Linked DNA regions of Homo sapiens: region 2 is linked to region 1. A link is an interaction called in ENCODE POLR2A ChIA-PET data of the cell type or tissue named here. Cell type or tissue: PC-3. All regions are shown on one strand. Each heading gives the region's core, and the rest is flanking DNA. Links, peaks and the distances in the headings are about the cores only.

The links. ChIA-PET counts read pairs that join two places held together with the same protein. Peaks named below come from ENCODE experiments on the same cell type or tissue, not always from the same donor. Only the 100,000 strongest peaks of a DNase experiment are listed, where the experiment ranks them.
Region 2: POLR2A ChIA-PET joins it to region 1 with 10 read pairs; 2 of 35 experiments call an interaction of 5 or more read pairs at or near these places.

Annotation. Positions count from the first base shown.
Region 1 is chr2:33,490,707-33,500,996 of GRCh38, reverse strand. The region is part of intron 1 of RASGRP3 (RAS guanyl releasing protein 3); the gene reads right to left. Among named protein-coding and RNA genes, the nearest start is that of RASGRP3, 19 kb to the right of the region's middle. RefSeq lists enhancers at 1,587-1,736, 2,246-2,505, 3,506-3,555, 5,343-5,492, 6,483-6,602. In PC-3, for the core only: no CTCF peak of the experiment used is centred there; DNase peaks (open chromatin) are centred at 5,916 and 6,476; H3K4me3 peaks cover 1,368 bases; H3K27ac peaks cover 2,453 bases.
Region 2 is chr2:33,386,795-33,394,794 of GRCh38, reverse strand. It overlaps LTBP1 (latent transforming growth factor beta binding protein 1), which reads right to left. Exons shown (of 34, transcript NM_206943.4): 32 at 5,489-5,611. Among named protein-coding and RNA genes, the nearest start is that of MIR4430, 28 kb to the left of the region's middle. In PC-3, for the core only: no CTCF peak of the experiment used is centred there; no DNase peak of the experiment used is centred there.

The DNA.
Region 1 (10,290 bases), core at 1,083-9,082:
AGAACCTTGTGAATACACTAAATACCATTGAACTGTGCACTTTATTTTATTTATTTATTTTTTTGAGACGGAGTCTTGCTCCGTTGCCAGGCTGGAGTGCAGTGGTGCGATCTTGGCTCACTGCAACCTCCGCCTCCCAGGTTCAAGCGATTCTCCTGCCTCAGCCACCTGAGTAGCTGGGATTACAGGTGCGCGCCACCATGTCCGGCTACTTTTTGTATTTTTATTAGAGATGGGGTTTCACCATGTTGGCCAGGCTGGTCTCAAACTCCTGACCTTGTGATCCGCCTGCCTCGGCCTCCCAAAGTGCTGGGATTACAGGCGTGGGCCACCGCACCCACCTCCTTCTCATTTTTTTAACCTGCTATATCTCCCATATTTCCTTCCTTGGTCTATGGCTCAACCTGCCTCCCAGTATTCCATGCCAGAAACTTGGGACTCACCCTAGATTTCCTAGCACTCTCTTTTGCCATCCCTCATGCCCAAGTCTGATCACCTACTTCCCAGTTGTTTCTTCTCCTCGCCCACTGCCCTTCATCTCCACCGCCTCTCCTGGGTTCAAGCTGTCATCCCGTATCCCCTGGCCCACCGCAATGGCTCACTTCTCAGACTTCTATATTGGTTCTCAGTTCCTGTTTATCTCCCCTCTCTCCTGGGCCCAAATCAATCTTTCCAAATTATCAGATTGATTGCGGAACTCCTGTCTCCAAAATTCTTCCACAGTTCCCTGTGGTCTTACATAAATAGAAAGTCCTTTCCATGGCATACAAAGCCTGCCCCCTGCATTCCCTCCCTCCTTTTTCCTCTCTTTACTCCAGCACATGTGATACTGCTGTGAAAGGGAACTCTGGTTTCACAGACCCCATGCTTTGCACACATTGTTTCTTTATTTTTTTGAATGTCTCTCCTCTCCCAATACTTACGCTTGGCAATCCCCTACTCCCTTTTCCAGAATTCTCCTCTTCCTTCCTCACCCTTCCAGGTGGATTTTGGCACTCAGTGTACTGACTTCCTTTAGCTTTGTAAAATTTATGTTACTGAATGGTTCTGTCGGTCTCTCCAATGGCTTAAGAACAAAACTGTATTTTTTCTATCCCCTAGCCCAGAAGTGTGCCTGATATCTTTATATGACTACTTTTCTCTGCCATCATATTCTTTTGACATGGTCTGTACACTTCAAATTGGTTTCTTCTTTAATTTTCTTCTCTAATCTTATCCTCTCTTTTTTTTTTTGGATTTGATATTTTAATGGGGCATGTAATTCTCTGAGTATAGCTCAAGACACAGGTGATTTGATCCAAATCAGTTGACCCTTACAAGTGATTTGGGTCAAATCATTTATGTAAATATTTCAGATTTTTTAAATGCCGAGATTTTGCTACTTAATTAACATTGTGCATTGAGATACCAAAAACTGGTTTTGGTTTTGTTTTGTTTTGAGATGCGGGTCTCACTCCGTTGCCCAGGCTGGAGTGCAGTGGCGTGATCTTGGCACACTGCAACCTCCACCTCCTGGGTTCAGGCAATTCTCCCACCTCACCTTTCGAGTAGCTGGGACCACATGTGCGCACCACCACACCCAGCTAATTTTTGTATTTTTGGTAGATATGGGGGTTTCACCATGTTGCCCAGGCTGGTCTCGAACTCCTGAGCTCAGGCGATCCACCCACCTCGGTCTCCCAAAGTGCTGAGATTAAGCCACCGCACCTGGCCAAAAACTGGGGTTTCAATCACTGTATAGAGTGAGGATTAGGTGTCTGGACAAAGCCAGGGAGACAGGTGGTTCACCTTAGGGAGGGACTCACTGTCCAGGATTGGGCTAGGACCAGGGATGGGGTGAATCTTAGGAGAGGAACAGAGGTCAGAAATGGGAGGGGGTTGGGGATGAGTCTAACCTTATTCTTGTCTTGATGTTTCTCTTTTGATTATTGAATACATTTATTTCTTTTATATTAACAGGCTCATAGTGGAATTTCAAGATATGCTTCCCAATTTTTAGTATTACAGATTGTTAAAGAGGATAAAATTACAGTGAATACTTCTCCAGTCACTTTCTTGTCTGTTGAATAAACACTTATTTCTGTGCCAGACACTATGATTAACACCATGGTGGAGGTACAAGCATATGTCAGGCACAGATTGTGATCTCGGAGGCTTGAGGATCTAGAGAGGGGGCACACATGGACAGAAGTTATGATCAGGGGCATTACGAAAGTGTTGTGAGAGAGGTAAAAACAAGGTGACTCATAGAACCGAGCTGTGCCTAGCCGCACAAGCAGGGATGCACTGGGCAGAGAGAAGAAGGAGAATGCTGCACACAGAGAAAATGGCACTGAAGAAGGCAGGGAGGCATGGAAAATCAGGAATGCTCAGAGGATGGTGAGGTCTTCAAGTTGGGATTAAAGTATATATTTGTTCATTCTTTCACTCAAAACCATTTTGAAGGGGAGAGAGGGACTATCATGTTCTGAACATCATAATGAAAGCTTCTGTGAAAGCCCATGTGACATAACCCAACACAGTCCTTCCTTGCTGGCCTTACACATTTTACTCGTTCTTTACTGAGTTCTTTTCTAAGTACAATGTAATGGTAAAGAGCATGGACTCTAGAGCCAGACCACTGGGATCAAATTCAACTCTTGAACTTTCTAACTGTGTGGTTTGGGGGTAAGTTATTTAATTTACTGTGTGTCTGTATCTTTAACTGTATGATAGAATAATAATAATGTCTGTGTTGTAGGGTTGTTATGAGAACTAAGTAAGTTAATAACAGGTAAAGTGCTTATTAACTGCCACATAGTATGCCCTCAATGAGTGTTAGCTGCTGTTATTATTTTCTTGGTAAGGGACCAAAAAGTGCCCTCTACTGAGGGATGCAATGATTCCTATTTCTGTCACTCCTCTCAAATTCATAAGCCACATACATTTTACCTACATATACCCATTTTGCAAAGAAAGGAAAGAAAGAGAGAAGGGAGAAAGGAAAGAAGGGCTGGAGAAAGGAAAGAAGGGCTGGAGAAAGGGAGGGGAAAAAGGCAGTGTAGGCCAGAAATCTGTATCATGAAATGAGAACTAGTTTAAATCCCATTTCTTCTATGACTTAGTCCATATTTTCTTAAATGAAAATTCTATAATATGCTTCTTACTCTGTATTATTCATTATTTTGGTAGATTAAAACTAGCTGTCTCTGGGCATACCACCCAAACCATTCAATGATATCTTTATTGATCAATTTACAATCTAATTTTTAAGAAGTATTTATTAAACACATACCGAAAGTACTCAAGGGAATACAAAGACACATATCTTCCTGCAAAGAGGTTAAAGAGCAGGAGATTTCAGTAGATACATTTAGAAATGTCAGTAATAGACCAATGAATCTTGAATGGGATCCAAGTCTGGACATTGCATTTATTCTTCTGTAGAATGAAAATAAATGCATGTCAGGTGATTAATGTCCCTAAAACAATTTGGGGGAGTGGATATTACACAAAAACTTTTCCACCAGCAGTTTTGCTAACAGATCTACTAGTCATAATAAGGATGCTGAAGAGTTGAAATAGTAACTGAAACCAAGCTGGGACTAAAATTAAAAAGAGAACCTCATCAGCTTCTGTGGTAATTTGTGGGGATTTCACAAGTCTGCAAGTTCACAGTTTTAGACCCTTGCCAATCTTTATCTCACCACAATATCTCATGTCTACTGGCTTCTTTTCAAACTTTGTTTCTAATCTCCAGTTCAGGAAACAGAGCATGTATATATTTATTTATCTTAGCACCCTTTAACTATTAATCATACAAAACTTGAAAGTATTCACCAAGCATTTAGGTAAAAAGATACTTCTTTACTACTAAATGCAACACAAAATATTTTATTATATTATTAAAACAGAAAAATACAAATTAAAATGTACAAATCTCACATTAACTTATTACTACGTACTTGAATTGGGAGAAAAAGAAAAAAAGCTACCATTAATCAATGAGTAGGAAAAAAATGCTGAAGTATCTAAAGCTGTATTTACACTTGAAATGTCAAGAAATACTCAAGACCCAAAACGTATTGCTTTCATGCATCTAAAGCAATGTGATGGGAGTAGGGGTTTGTTTTTTTTGTTGGTTTGTTTTGTTTTCTTTTTAAGATAAGTTCTCACTCTGTCACCCAGGCTGGAGTGAAGTGGTGCAATCTTGGCTCACTGCAACCTCTGCCTCCTGGATTCAAGTGATTCTCCCATCTCAGCCTTCTGAGTAGTTGGGACTACAGGCATGCGCCGCCACACCTTGCTAATTTTTGTATTTTTTGGTAGAGACAGGATTTCACTATGTTGCCCAGGCTGGTCTTGAACTCCTAACCTCAAGTGATCCACCCACCTCAGCCTCCCAAAGTGCTGGGATTACAGGTGTGAGCCACTGTGCCCAGCCCAAACATTTATTTTTTGACAACTAGAAAATTCCTCATGTCATCTAGATATATCCAGATCTCCATATCTTTGTTGTAACATAGGCCCTATCTGAAACATTCTAATGAATTCTTTATTAAGGACCATATTCACAGCAAGATGACTATAGATGCCATAAGCCTGACATCAGCAATATCTTACTTCATTGTGCTGTGGATCCTAAAATAAAATCACGCATTCTGTATTAACCCAAGAACTCTGGCTCTGATGTTATAGGAATGAAATGCAAGAGCAGAGTTCCTGTCCACACACTATAAATCTTGTCCTCAAATGCCTTGCTTTTTAAACTTTTTTCTCTTTATCTGATAAAGCCTATTTAAAGACATACAAATAATGAACCATGAATCTTTGTCCTTTCTCCAAATCGAAGATGGTGCAAGCTAATAAGTTCTACCTCACTCAGCAACTACAGGTTATAAACAGATTTAGCCCCTAGATGTATATTTTTTGTTAGGGCCATACAGGATTGGCTCTTACAAAGTTTCAAAAATTTTGAATTAATTGTGCAAATGTACAAATCTGAACCTTTACTTTAAAAATCCAGTTTTCTAGATTCTTGTGGAAAAATTGGTTCTGCTCATTTTAGGGCTGCATCCCCATGAGGCAACATTTGGATGGAGCTGAGCAGCAACTGACTGACTCCCAGTTCCCCAAAGTCCCTCCTACCTTCGGCTGTCTCCCCAAGTTGAGACCAAGTGACATTACCATTTACCATCCCACTATGTGCCTTTTCTCTTTCAGTAGATTTAAGAGGAAAGTGAACTATCACTTGTTCCAAACGGAGAAAGAATTGTTCTTTTTTTATTTTAAGAGATGAAGTCTCATTATGTTTCCCTGACTGGTCTCAGATTCCTGGGCTCAAGCAGTCCTTCTGCCTCAGCCTCCCAGAGTGCTGGGATTACAAGCATGAGGCACCATGCCTCGTCCAGAATTTTTCTTATTCCTAATTCATTTCACTCATTACATCATTATAATATCTTCCTGGTCCTGTAAACCAGGGGTCCCCAACCCCTGGGCCATGGCCTGGTCCATGGCCTGTTAGGAACCAAGCTGCCCGGCAGGAGGTGAATGCGGGTGAGGGAACATTACTGCCTGAGCTCTCCCTCCTGTCAGATGAGCTGCGGCGTTAGATTCTCACAGGACCACAAACCCTATTGTGAACTACACAAACAATGAATCTAAGTTATATGCTCCTTATGAAAATCGAATTACTGCCTGATGATCTGAGGTGGAACAGTTTCATCCCCAAACCATCTTCCCAACCCCCAGCCCCTGCCCTGTCTGTGGAAAAACAGTCTTCCACGAAATCTGTCCCTTGTGCCAAAAGTGTTAGGGATTGCTGCTGTAGACATCTGCACTTACAAGCCCTACCTCAGACTCACTGGGCTACCTACTGACACCACAGATGCAAAAGCTAAGGAGGATCTTTCAAAGTGCAGATCTTTGGAATGTTACTGTTTGTGGAGTGGACAAGGAAGAATGACAAGACAGTTACTATGCTTACTTAAGCCTTCTGACACATGTTTACTCTAAACGTAATTTCAAATTGCAAGACAAATTTCACCTCTTGCCTGAACAAGAAAGTAAATTTGGAGATTTCTGCAGCATTTGTCAAGCTTGGTTAGTCTAAGACATTAGTATTTATTTCCACTTGTAATATCCTCTAAATGTCTAGATTGCCTTCAAGTTTTAGAGTTTCCTCAGATTTCTGGTTTATTCTTTTATATTAATAGAAAAAGTTCTCAAAATCAGCAAAATAGTCATTAATGATTTCTAAAGAGCATGGGACTGGGTGCCAATGCCCCCTCAATACTTTACTTTGTAAAGATTTAGAGAAACTAGAATGTACGTTGGGCTACCTGAGAAAAAAATATGTACCTATTCGTGCTTAGAGGCAAACATTTTCAGATTCCACACACTATAGTGAGTATATAGTTTCACTCTCTCCCACTTCCTCTCTAGGTTGGTTTGGATTTGTTGACTACGAGTCACAGCTTACTTTTCCATGTCAGACTCAAGGAAATCACAGATATTCATCACGGTAGACCCTTTGGGATAATTTCCTGTAGGATAATTTCTAGCCCTTAGAATGAGTCACTTGTATAATTAGTGACTACACAAGTTGAACCGGTACTCTACTTTTGTTGTTGTTTATTACTCTAAAAAGGAAAACCAGAAACCAGGGAAGCGTTATTTACTGATCAGTGCAGCTGCGAGCCTTGGTCTCTAAGCACCTGGTTTCATCATCTTGGTCATTCACGTCTTCTGATAGTGTTTTTAGTCTACTCAGAGAAAACCGTAGCTCCAACAGAGAAAGAGGTTGTGCTAGTAGGCGACACAGAATATGTCCACTTTTCAAGGGGATTTTTTTACTTAGTTGCCAGTTTAACTACCTCATTCTATAAAGGAGAGCCCCAAGGCCAAAATGATAAGGTGATTTGCCTAAGTTGTAAATAGTGAGTTAGTAAAAGAAAGGAAAATATTCCATCATAGTGAGCTTCTATAGAATCCAGACTCATACTGGGGTCTCTAAGACATAAAAAGTATATGAGGCAGTAGGCTGATTTTGAACTAATGCATTTGCTTTAAAAACATCTGGGTCTTCTGACACGAAGCCACCCTTTGGCCATTTTGATACGGAGAAATGAAACAGCTATATGCTATCACCAGTCATGGAATTTCTTCTCACTGGTCTGATTTTGAGGGCACCTATTTTTTTTAATTTTGTAAAGATTATTTCAATCTGATCATCTCTCCTTGTCAAAAGATTTTTTTTTTTATTCATTCAGGAACTTGGTCTAAAATGATAGCAGGGATTTCAATAAAAAGCTCTAATCCCTGGCTGTTGGGTGCCGGGCATCTCAAGCAGGTCTGGATGTCTGTGAGATGGGTGAAGGTGACTTGGTGGAGGTAAGCTTGAGAAGGTGGAGCTGGGAACTCTAAATGGGTCTTGGCACAAACCATTGGTTCTCTGGCTCCAACACTTGGGTCCTGACACTGTTCATTTACTCCTGTCACATTGAATCCCACAGATTTTGCTGGTTTCTTTTAGCCACTCAAACCTTGGCTTCTCTTTTTAACTCTTCCAGAAAAGACTTTCAAGTACTCCTCTGCCCAGTCCAGACTCACTCTGACAGCACCACTAGGGACTCTGCCCCTGCTCTCCCAGGTGTTGGACCAGCTAGTCTGCATACCGCACCTCTCACTGTTGTTGTCCCCAGATTCTACCCACATCAGACAATGGCAGCTTTCTCAAGAAGGATAGGGATGGGATAAGTGGATTCGTCTGGAGCAAATGCTTCCCACATTGTCAGTTGTTTAGGGCTCAGGTAGCTCCAATTTTAGCCATGGGGAGATACTTACCTATTTTACTAAATGGATGATTGTGTCTAGGAGGATGCATGCCTCTTATTAATAGCTTGAAAGAAAATTCAAAGAGGCCCCTTGGTTCTGGTAGACAACCTGCCCAGTGAAATGAACACCTAAAGAAGAGGTACACACTCAGCATGATGGCACATCATTCTTCTGGATGACCTTTATACTTCACCCTGTCACTGCAGACTCATGAAGCCTGGGCAGAGCGAGCCAGGCGTGGTACTACTGGCTGACCTACTTCGGTGCACCAAGGCTCCCATACATGTCCCCAGAACATTTGCTCACTAGAATGTTCCCCTCCCCATCCTGATGCCTCCATGGATCGGTAAGCATGAGCACAGCTACATTACGGGCCAGGGCAGCTTCCAGGGTAGAGGCCTGTCTTAACAAGCTGGTATAACAAAACACCACAGACTGGATGGCTTAAATAACAGAAATTTATTTCTCACAGCTCTGGAGGCTGAGAAGTCCCTGTGAGGACTCTCTTTCTGGCTTGCAGATGGCCACCTTCTTCCTGTGTTCTCACATGGCACAGAAAGAGAAGCCTGGTGTCCCTTCCTCTTATAAGGACACCAGCCCTATCAGAAATTACAGCCCCACTCTTGTGACCTTGTTTAACCGTAATTACCTCCTTATAGGCTCTATCTTCAAACACAGTCATATTGGGGGTTAGAGCTTCAACATATGGATGCTGGGGGGTACAAAATTCAGTCCACATCTAGGCTCTCAACCAAGGACTGGAGATCTATACAATCCTGAAATCACACACAGAATTTTGTGTATTTGTGTCCATGGGCTTCTTTCTAGGATAAAGGCCCATAGCCTTCCTTGGGGGCTCGAAGCAGGTCTGTAATAAAAGTTTCATAACCTTTACTCAAACACACAAAGGTCAATTGCCCCAGAGGATTTCTGAAGAAGACAAAGGGAAATCAAAATTCCTGAGTTTCTACCACTCGATGTCATTTTTTATTACCTTAAAGCAAATGGACTTGCCCAATGCAAAAGGAGAGGAAAAATAACTTCACCTCCTGATTCTCACCATCAGTTGTTTGGAGTCACAAAAATTTAAGATACTGAAATTTTCATCTCCTCCCAAGATTCCATGAGCAACCTCAGGCTGAACATTCAATTCTGAAAACAGGTTTTCTCTTTTGCAGAAGTACCTATGATCCTGTCCAGGTCTAGAACTACTACTCCTGACTCCTGCCCATGAAGTTGCTTCCTACTCCACTTTGTTCACCCCCGTTACCCTTCAGCACCTTGGCCAGATGCCAGAAAGTCCATTGTGCCCTAGCCTAAGCCTCAGCCACGGGCTGCTGTGCTGTGCTGTCCACCAGCCTCACCTGGCACCTCTCAGTGCAGGGCAGCTGAGAGATGGCTGCGAGGCTGCATAGACAATTATATAATTCTAGCCACATCACAAAAACACTATCCAATGGTAGCTTTCAAATAAAACTTATAACAATGAGGACTGATGATATTTTGTTGGCTCACAAACCACAAGAGTTCAGATGCAAACGCAATGCAGTCTCCAGACTAAGGAAACTGATAATACATGCAATCTCTACACCATCTTGTGTGCAATTTTGTATGTAGTTAATGTCTTTCTCCACAGGATATTAAAAAGCAATTACCTTTGTCCTTTAAAATGATTTGGCAAATAATAGCATTATTTCTATGTTATAAATAAATAAGTTGGAATACAAAAAGATTAAGTATTAATACATTTCCAATTGATTAATCAATCTATCCATCAACCAGTAAGCAGTTATTAAACAGTATCTTGTTTCTTTTTTTTTTCTGGGTGACAATTAAGTTTTACTTTTTTTATTTTTAATTTTTTTGAGACACAGTCTCACTCTGTTGCCCCAGGCTGGAGTGTAGTGGCACGATCTCGGCTCACTGCAACCTCTGCCTCCCAGGTTCAAGTGAGTCTCCTGCCTCAGCCCCCCAAATAGCTGGGACAATAGGCAATGCACCACCACACCAGCTAATTTTTGTATTTTTAGTAGAGACGAGGTTTCCCTATGTTGGCCAGGCTGGTCTCAAACTCCCGGCCTCAAGCAATCCGCCTGCCTCGGCCTCCCAAAGTGCTGGGATTACAGGCATGAACCACCGTGCCTGCTCTAAATGTTATCTTTTAATCTAATAAAAGTGTAACTCTGACAACAAAAGCAGCTAACTCTTACCTTGTCACAGAAAAAAATGTATCTGTTTTAGGCCCAGTATCCAAATCATTCTTTACTGGCTCAACAAATACGTCTCTACCTTCCAGACATTATGCCAGGGCCTGGGTATCCGGCAGTGAACTAAACAGGCCAGATGAGAAACTCTATGTGTGGATCTTGAGTTGCAGTTACATATACAATTTGGAGCTCCAGGGAAAGATCTGAGATGCAATTTACAATTGGGATTTATCACCAGGTAAGCAGCATTTAGCGCCATGGCAATGGC
Region 2 (8,000 bases), core at 1-8,000, 110 kb after region 1:
AAAGAGCCTGCATTGCCAAGACAATCCTAAGCCAAAAGAACAAAGCTGGAGGCATCATGCTACCTGACTTCAAACTATACTACAAGGCTACAGTAACCAAAACAGCATGATGCTCGTACCAAAACACAGATACAGACCAATGGAACGGAACAGAGCCCTCAGAAATAATACCACACATCTACAACCATCTGATCTTTGACAAATCTGACAAAAACAAGAAATGGGGAAAGGATTTCCTATTTAATAAATGGTGCTATGGTGCTGGGAAAACTGGCTAGCCATATGTAGAAAGCTGAAACTGGATCCCTTCCTTACAAAATTATACAAAAATTAATTCAAGATGGATTAAAGACTTACATGTTAGACCTAAAACCATAAAAACCCTAGAATAAAACCTAGGCAATACCATTCAGGACATAGGCAGGGGCAAGGACTTCATGTCTAAAACACCAAGAGCAATGGCAACAAAAACCAAAATTGACAAATGGGATCTAATTAGACTAAAAAGCTTCTGCATAGCAAAAGAAACTACCATCAGAGTGAACAGGCAACCTACAGAATGGGAGAAAATTTTTACAATCTACCCATCTGACAAAAGGGCTAATATCCAGAATCTACAAAGAACTTAGACAAATTTACAAGAAAAAAAATCAAACAACCCCATCAAAAAGTGGGAGAAGGATATGAACAGACACTTCTCAAAAGAAGACATTTATGCAGCCAAAAGACACATGAAAAAATGCTCATCATCACTGGCCATCAGAGGAATGCAAATCAAAACCACAATGAGATACCATCTCACACCAATTACAATGGCGATCATTAAAAAGTCAGGAAACAACAGGTGCTGGAGAGGATGTGGAGAAATAGGAACACTTTTACACTGTTGGTGGGACTGTAAACTAGTTCAACCATTGTGGAAGACAGTGTGGCGATTCCTCAAGGATCTAGAACTAGAAATACCATTTGACCCAGTCATCCCATTACTGGGTATATACCCAAAGGTTTATAAATCATGCTGCTATAAAGACACATGCACATGTATGCTTACTGTGGCACTATTCACAATAGCAAAGACTTGGAACCAACCCAAATGTCCATCAATAATAGACTGGATTAAGAAAATGTGGCACATATACACCATGGAATGCTATGCAGCCATAAAAAATGATGAGTTCATGTCCTTTGTAGGGACATGGATGAAGCTGAAAACCATCATTCTCAGCAAACTATTGCAAGGACAGAAAACCAAACACCGCATGTTCTCACTCATAGGTGGGAATTGAACAATGAGAACACTTGGACACAGGATGGGGAACATCACACACCAGGGCCTTTCGCGGGGTTGGGGGAGGGGGGAGGGATAGCTTTAGGAGATATACCTAATGTAAATGATGAGTTAATGGGTGCAGCACACCGACATGACACATGTATACATATGTAACAAAACTGCACGTTGTGCACATGTACCCTAAAACTTAAAGTATAATTTAAAAAATTTAAAAAAAGAACTTACTCATATAACCAAATACCACAAAAAAAAAAAAAAAAAAAAAAAAAGAAGAAGAAGGAAACAACAGACACTAGTGGAGGGTGGGAGGAGGGAAGCAGAAAAGGTAATAACTATTGGGTACTGGGCTTCACACCTAGGTGATGTAATAATCTGTACCACTAACCCCCATGACATGTTGCCTATGTAACAAACCTTTATATGTACCCCTGAACCTAAAAGTTAAAAAAATTTGTACCATAAAAAAAAAATTGAGTAATACATCCATGGCAGGCCCATTTTAAAACTTTAAAGGAGAACAAGAGTCCCAGCTACTCAGGAGGCTGAGGCAGGAGAATCTCCTCAGCTCATGGGGTGAAGACCAGCCTGGGCAATATAGTGAGACCCCAATTTAAAAAAAAAAAAAAGTGACACCACATACTCAAAGCCAGTTAAGAAACACACAAAATAAAGACTTAATCTACGACAATATTTTCAGATCCCATGTATCACAGCAAAATGATTTCTACTTCATATCTAATACCTTTTTTATTATTACAGAAATTAAAACATAAAAAGTAAAACTTGAAACTCCCCACACATCAGGCAGGCTCCCCAAAATACTTCTGCAGGACTCTAAAACAGGTCAGGACACTACAGTCTCTGGTCCAAATCTGGCCTGCTACCTATTTTTGTAAATAAACCCAGCCACGCCCATTTGCTGCTGTGCTATCTAGGGCTGCTTTTGTGAAACTACAGTAGAGTTGAATACCTACAACAGAAACCACATGACCTGCAAAGCCTACAAATTTTACCATCTGGGCTCGGTGCGGTGTCTCACACCTTTAATCCCAGCACTTTGGAAGGCCAAGGCAGGTGGATCACAAGGTTAGGAGTTCAAGACCACCCTGGCCAACGTGGTGAAACTCCATCTCTACTAAAAATGCAAAAATTAGTCGGGCATGGTGGTGCATGCCTATAATCCCAGGGCTACTCAGGAGGCTGAGGCAGGACAATCACTTGAACCCAGGAAGTGGAGGTTGCAGTGAGCCAAGATTGCACCGTTGCACTCCAGCCTATGCAAGAGAGGAAGACTCTGTCTCAAAAAAGAAAAAAAAAAAATACTACCTGGCCCTTATAAAGGGCAAATGTTTGCCTATTCTCTGCTCAAGCAAATTCCAGTTTTAGAAGTACTGCTCTCCCTAAAGGTAACAGAGATGGTGAACCATAAAGGCGATAAGAAACCTCACTCAGCCTCCGTCTATGTTACTATCTACCCAACACAATCATTTTTGCAGCAGGCTCCAAAAGCCCTTGCTGGAGGTCAGAAAACTGGCTGGGAAGGGGGAAATATTTCTCTGCAACTTGTAAGAAATGTAAAGGCCATTACATCGTCCAAGCTGGAGGTCTTGGAACTGCATCTCAATTTCCTATGTTGCTAAATAAGAGATTGATGTGACACCAACATGTTTATTTCTTAACATGTGTAGTTAATTAAAAAAAAGAGCTTTAAAGCAATGCCAGCATTAAAAAGAAGGTACATAAGCCAGACATTTCAACATGAAAATTCCTGGAATCCAAACTATAATGCCATAGAGGCTTCTGACTTTTAGACTCTCAGGACCCATCAGTGCCTGGGATTTTGGTTCTCCATTTGTCCTGGGGTTACTGAGGTTTCAGTGCTTTTCATAATCCCAGGCTCTTGCTTACATCTAAGAACAGAGTTATTGAGGAGGTCTAGGGAGGAAAGCTGTAAGCCACGGGATTGTCAGAGTTGCATATAGACTTAACCTGGTATTCCTGATTAATGGGGCAAGCTGGGCTTTCTTTCAACCTTAATAATTCTTCTCCCTTCCTTTTTTCTTAAGTAAACGTTTACTGACCCGTAACATATACAGAGAAGCATCAAACCCTAAGTGCACAGTCTTGTAGCTGTGAGTGCATTCTGGTCCATTTCATAAAGAGCTGCATGGTTATGTGCTGTGGATGAAAAGAAAGAGTGTTGTTCATCTATGGTGTTAGGAGTCAGGATAGTGGTTACCCTAGGGAGGGGGGTGGGAAAAGGCACCAGGGGCCTTCTGGAGGCTGGCACTGCTCCTGGCCTGGGTGGGAGTTACACAGGCGTGTGTTAAGCAGCCTAGCTGGATTAATAGAATGTTCTTATCATGGACATTTTAAAACATTTTTAATTCTACCAGATGATCAATACACTACATCCTTCAAAAAAAAAAAGGTGGAGGGGAAGGAAGGACAAGGAGGGAATGAAGAAGGGAGAGAAAGGGAAAAGAGAAAGAGAAGAGAAGGAAAAAAAAAATAAAAGCTCTTGATGCAGAACTGAAATAGATCCTAAATTCAGCTAGAAATCTCATGCTGTTGCCCCAGAACTGGGTCCTGGCTAGGACGCTTCGTGCACAGGTGACAGGGCCCAGGACAGAAAAAAGCTTCACTGCATTTTTCTCTAAAGTCCTAAGTCAAACTCCTCGGTCGGCAGCAATTACCTATCTTAAAAATGTGGTGCAGGCCAGGCATGGTGGCTCACACCTATAAGCACTTTGGGAGGCCGAGGCGGATGAATCACTTGAGTCCAGGAGTTCGAGACCAGCCTGGACAACATGGTGAAACCCCCCATCTCTACGGAAAAAATACAAAAATTAGCTGCACATAGTGGCACGTGCCTGTAGTCCCAGCTTCTCGGGAGACTGGGGTGGGAGGATCGCTTGAGCCCAGGAGGCAGAGTTGCAGTGAGCTGTGATCATGGCACTGCACTCCAGCCTGGGCAACAGAGCGAGACCCTATCTCAAAAAAAAAAAAATTTGTGGTGAAGCTACACGTGAGGATGGCCCCTCTGTGAGCTGTGGACGAGGCTCTCAAAATGGGCGTTTTCCTGTTCTCGTTCTTGAAGTGAGACTATCTACTATCTACTAATATTTCATTGTGGACCTCCTGCTGTTTCAGACTTCAAATTGTCTGTATTTGAAAAGTCTGATTTGAGCTTGTGTGTTTGTAGGCTTCCTCACACAACATTTACGTTCTAAAGGGGATCACAATTTGCAGATACACACTCCCACCTCCCCCATGAAAGCTGTGCTCACTAATCCAGGAAAAGTTGGCACACATTATTTCTTACTCCATAAATCCCCTCACCAATGTATTTTAAAAAGTCATTTCTGACCAAAAGGGCAATTCTTCTCTTACCTCCTACTCTAAAACACTTATAATAATGATCAACTTGTACAGTTAACATTTGCATTTCCCTGTAGGAAAAAAAGGCTGCAATACAACTGGGCTCTCATGGAAACCTTGGCCCTCAAACTAGTCCACCACTTAAAGAGAAGAGAAATGATTTTGTTATAGAAATTATAATGATAGGCAGGGCACGGTGACTCATGCCTGTAATCCCAGCACTTTGGGAGGCCAAGATGGATGGATTACAAGGTCAGGAGTTCAAGAAGAGCCTGACCAACATGGTGAAACCCAGTCTCTACTAACAATACAAAATTTAGCCGGGCATGGTGGTGCGTGCCTGCAATCCCAGCTACTTGGGAGGCTGAGGCAGCAGAATCGCTTGAATCCGGGAGGTGGAGGTTGCAGTGAGCTGAGATCGTGCCACTGCACTCCAGCCTGGGTGACACAGCGAGACTCCATCTCAAAACTTTAAGAAAAGTAAATATAACAGTATCCCCACCAGCAAGACTATTCATCAAATGCAATGGTTCTTTTTGTTTGTTTTGAGATAGGGTCTCATTGTGTTGCCCAGGCTGGAGTGCAGTGGTGTGATCTCGGCTCACGAATGATGCAGTGGTTCTTAGACTCACCCACGCAGAAGGACTGCCCTTGTGAAACAAAGATGGCTGGGTCCCACCCTAGACTTTCTGACCAGCAGGTCTGGGGTGGGACCAGAAATGCTGCATTGCTAACAAGTTGCCATTACATTTTGAGGACCACTGATTAATCTTCAACCACAACTTAGTATCAAAGGAACAAGGTTATTTTGCTTACGGTCTTGGATGAAGTAGGGATCGGCTTCTGGAGTATACTGTTCACTGAAGTCAACCAAGGCGTCCCGTCCATATGGCTGCCGGCGTCCCGTCACGGGGATGTTACACAGCTGAGCATAGTCATCTAAGGAGTAGACAAGCAGCATGAGGCCCCACCACTGTTAGCTCGCACCTGCCCCACCCCCTCGCAGCTCAGAGCAACGGGAATCTGCCAGCACACCCTTCCACGTGTGTCTCCATCTCCTGCGTACCACTGAGCCTGGAAAGTGTCTGAATATCTTTTGATGGGAATTTTATGCATCCACGTACAACGACTGCTGTACAGCATAATTAAGGTTCCAAATTGAAGATCAAAAATATTAGCTTAACAGTGGGTAGACCACATCCCAGAGCAGTAAAGGGCTGACAAAACGGAGCCATCTGAGAGTGCTTCAGGCCTTTTGGAAGGATGGCTTTATCTAAAGCCATCAAGAGTTATCATCAAAAACATTTTTAAAGTAGAAAGTAGTCATTCTGACAGAGAGGTGCTTTTTCGCTCTCTAGAGACAGGAATAAATATATCTCTGGTGTCCAAAAATGATACAGCACCAGGCAAGGATGCTGCTTAAATTTAGTAGTCACGATTATAACTCTACAGTCTCTATGGATAGCATTATAGCTATGCTGAGAGTCATAATAATCACGATAATAAGAACAGCCGTGGTAGTGGTAATAACAACAGCTACCAGTCATATAATGCTTGCTCTATGCCAGATACTGTTCTAAGCACTTAATACACATCGATGCACTAAAAGACGCACACCATCCTATGTTCTACCATCTCCATTTTACCAGTGAGGAAACAAAAGCACAGAGAGGTTACATGACAGCTGCCATGTGGCAGAACCTGATTTGAAGTCAGAAACGAAGCTCCAGAGTGTACAGTTTTCACATTTGTCTCCCCTGCAATGATCTCAGCTCCTTTGGAATTCCTGTCCTTACCATCTCTGTACCCCAGCTAGACCCATCTGTGGTTTTCACCTCCTGAGGCCATATTGCTGTTCCACACTGGGTCAGCCCCACGGCCCCCTGACTCCTAGACTCCCCTTTACTCCTCCCCCAAGGACCCACCAGTGCACAGGATTTTGGTTCTCCATTTGTCCCGGGGTTACTGAGGTTTCAATGCTTTTCATGATCCCAGGCTCTTGTCTACATTTAAGAACAGAGTTATTGAGAAGGTCTAGGGAGGAAAGCTGTAGAAAGGACAGCCTCATGTTCTGAGTATGTTCCACAAAATACACTTCCCAAAGATACATCTAGCAGTTGGTGAAATTCTGGGGCTCCACGGATGTCAACAGCTCTGTTAGGACTGTGAGGTGCAGGCAGGCTACAGGCCCCAGGACCAGATGGACATGAGTGGGGCAGTCACACAAGGCAATGGCCACACTTGCCTAGAATTTTCCTCTATTGTCATGCAAGGCAATGGCCACACTTGCCTGGAATTTTCCTCTATTGTCGCGCAAGGCAATGGCCACGTTTGCCTGGAATTTTCCCCTATTGTGTTTATTCTTGCAACATACAAAAAAAAAAAACCCCACCAAGGCAATACTGTGAACCCTGAAGGCTTTCTTTTATCAGCTCCTACTTAAATGACTGGAGGAATGAGGGTGACGAATCAAAGGTGTGTGTGTATGCATGTGCACACGTGCACACACACATTCTGAGAACTGCCCAAAGCAAGCGTGAGGCCAGAAAAGACCTTGAACCACTGGATAGGGTAGGATTCTGGCTGCCCCTGTCTAAAATTCTCCTTATGTGGAAGCATTCCAGGAACAACATCCAGACTCCAGGCGTCCCAGCACTTTTGCATGAAACCATTCTGTGTGAAATATTAATTTCATTAAGGAAATAGCCGAACCTGGAAAAAGATTCTTGACTCAAAAGAAAAGAACTACTTCAAACAGAGAGAGCACAAATGGCTGTCAGTTCTGCTTAAAGTTTGAAAACGCAGAATTAAGGATTTCTTTGCGAGAGCAAGATTGCTGAAATGTTTACAAGTTTCAAGAGCTGAGGTCATCTTCTCCCATTATTTTTTATATACATTTGTTGTACATCTGAAAGACAGACTTGTTCCATATTTTATATTGAAGCCACAGTTGTGATCTAGAGGAGATGTTAAAAATGAATTAATTCTGGTACTTATTTTTAAAGAAACTGTCGGCCGGGCATGGTGGCTCATGACGCAGGTCAAGGTGGGTGGATCACGAGATCAAGAGATGGAGACTATCCTGGCCAACATGGTGAAACCCTGTCTCTACTAAAAATACAAAATTAGCTGGGCATGGTGGCACGTACCTATAGTCCCAGCTACTCAGGAGGCTGAGGCAGGAGAATCGCTTGAACCTAGGAGGCAGAGGTTGCAGTGAGCCGAAATTGCACCACTGCACTCCAGCCTGGGTGATAGAGCGAGACTCCGTCTCAAAAAAAAAAAAAAAAAAAAAAGGGTCTTGCTCTGCCACCCATGCTGGAATGCA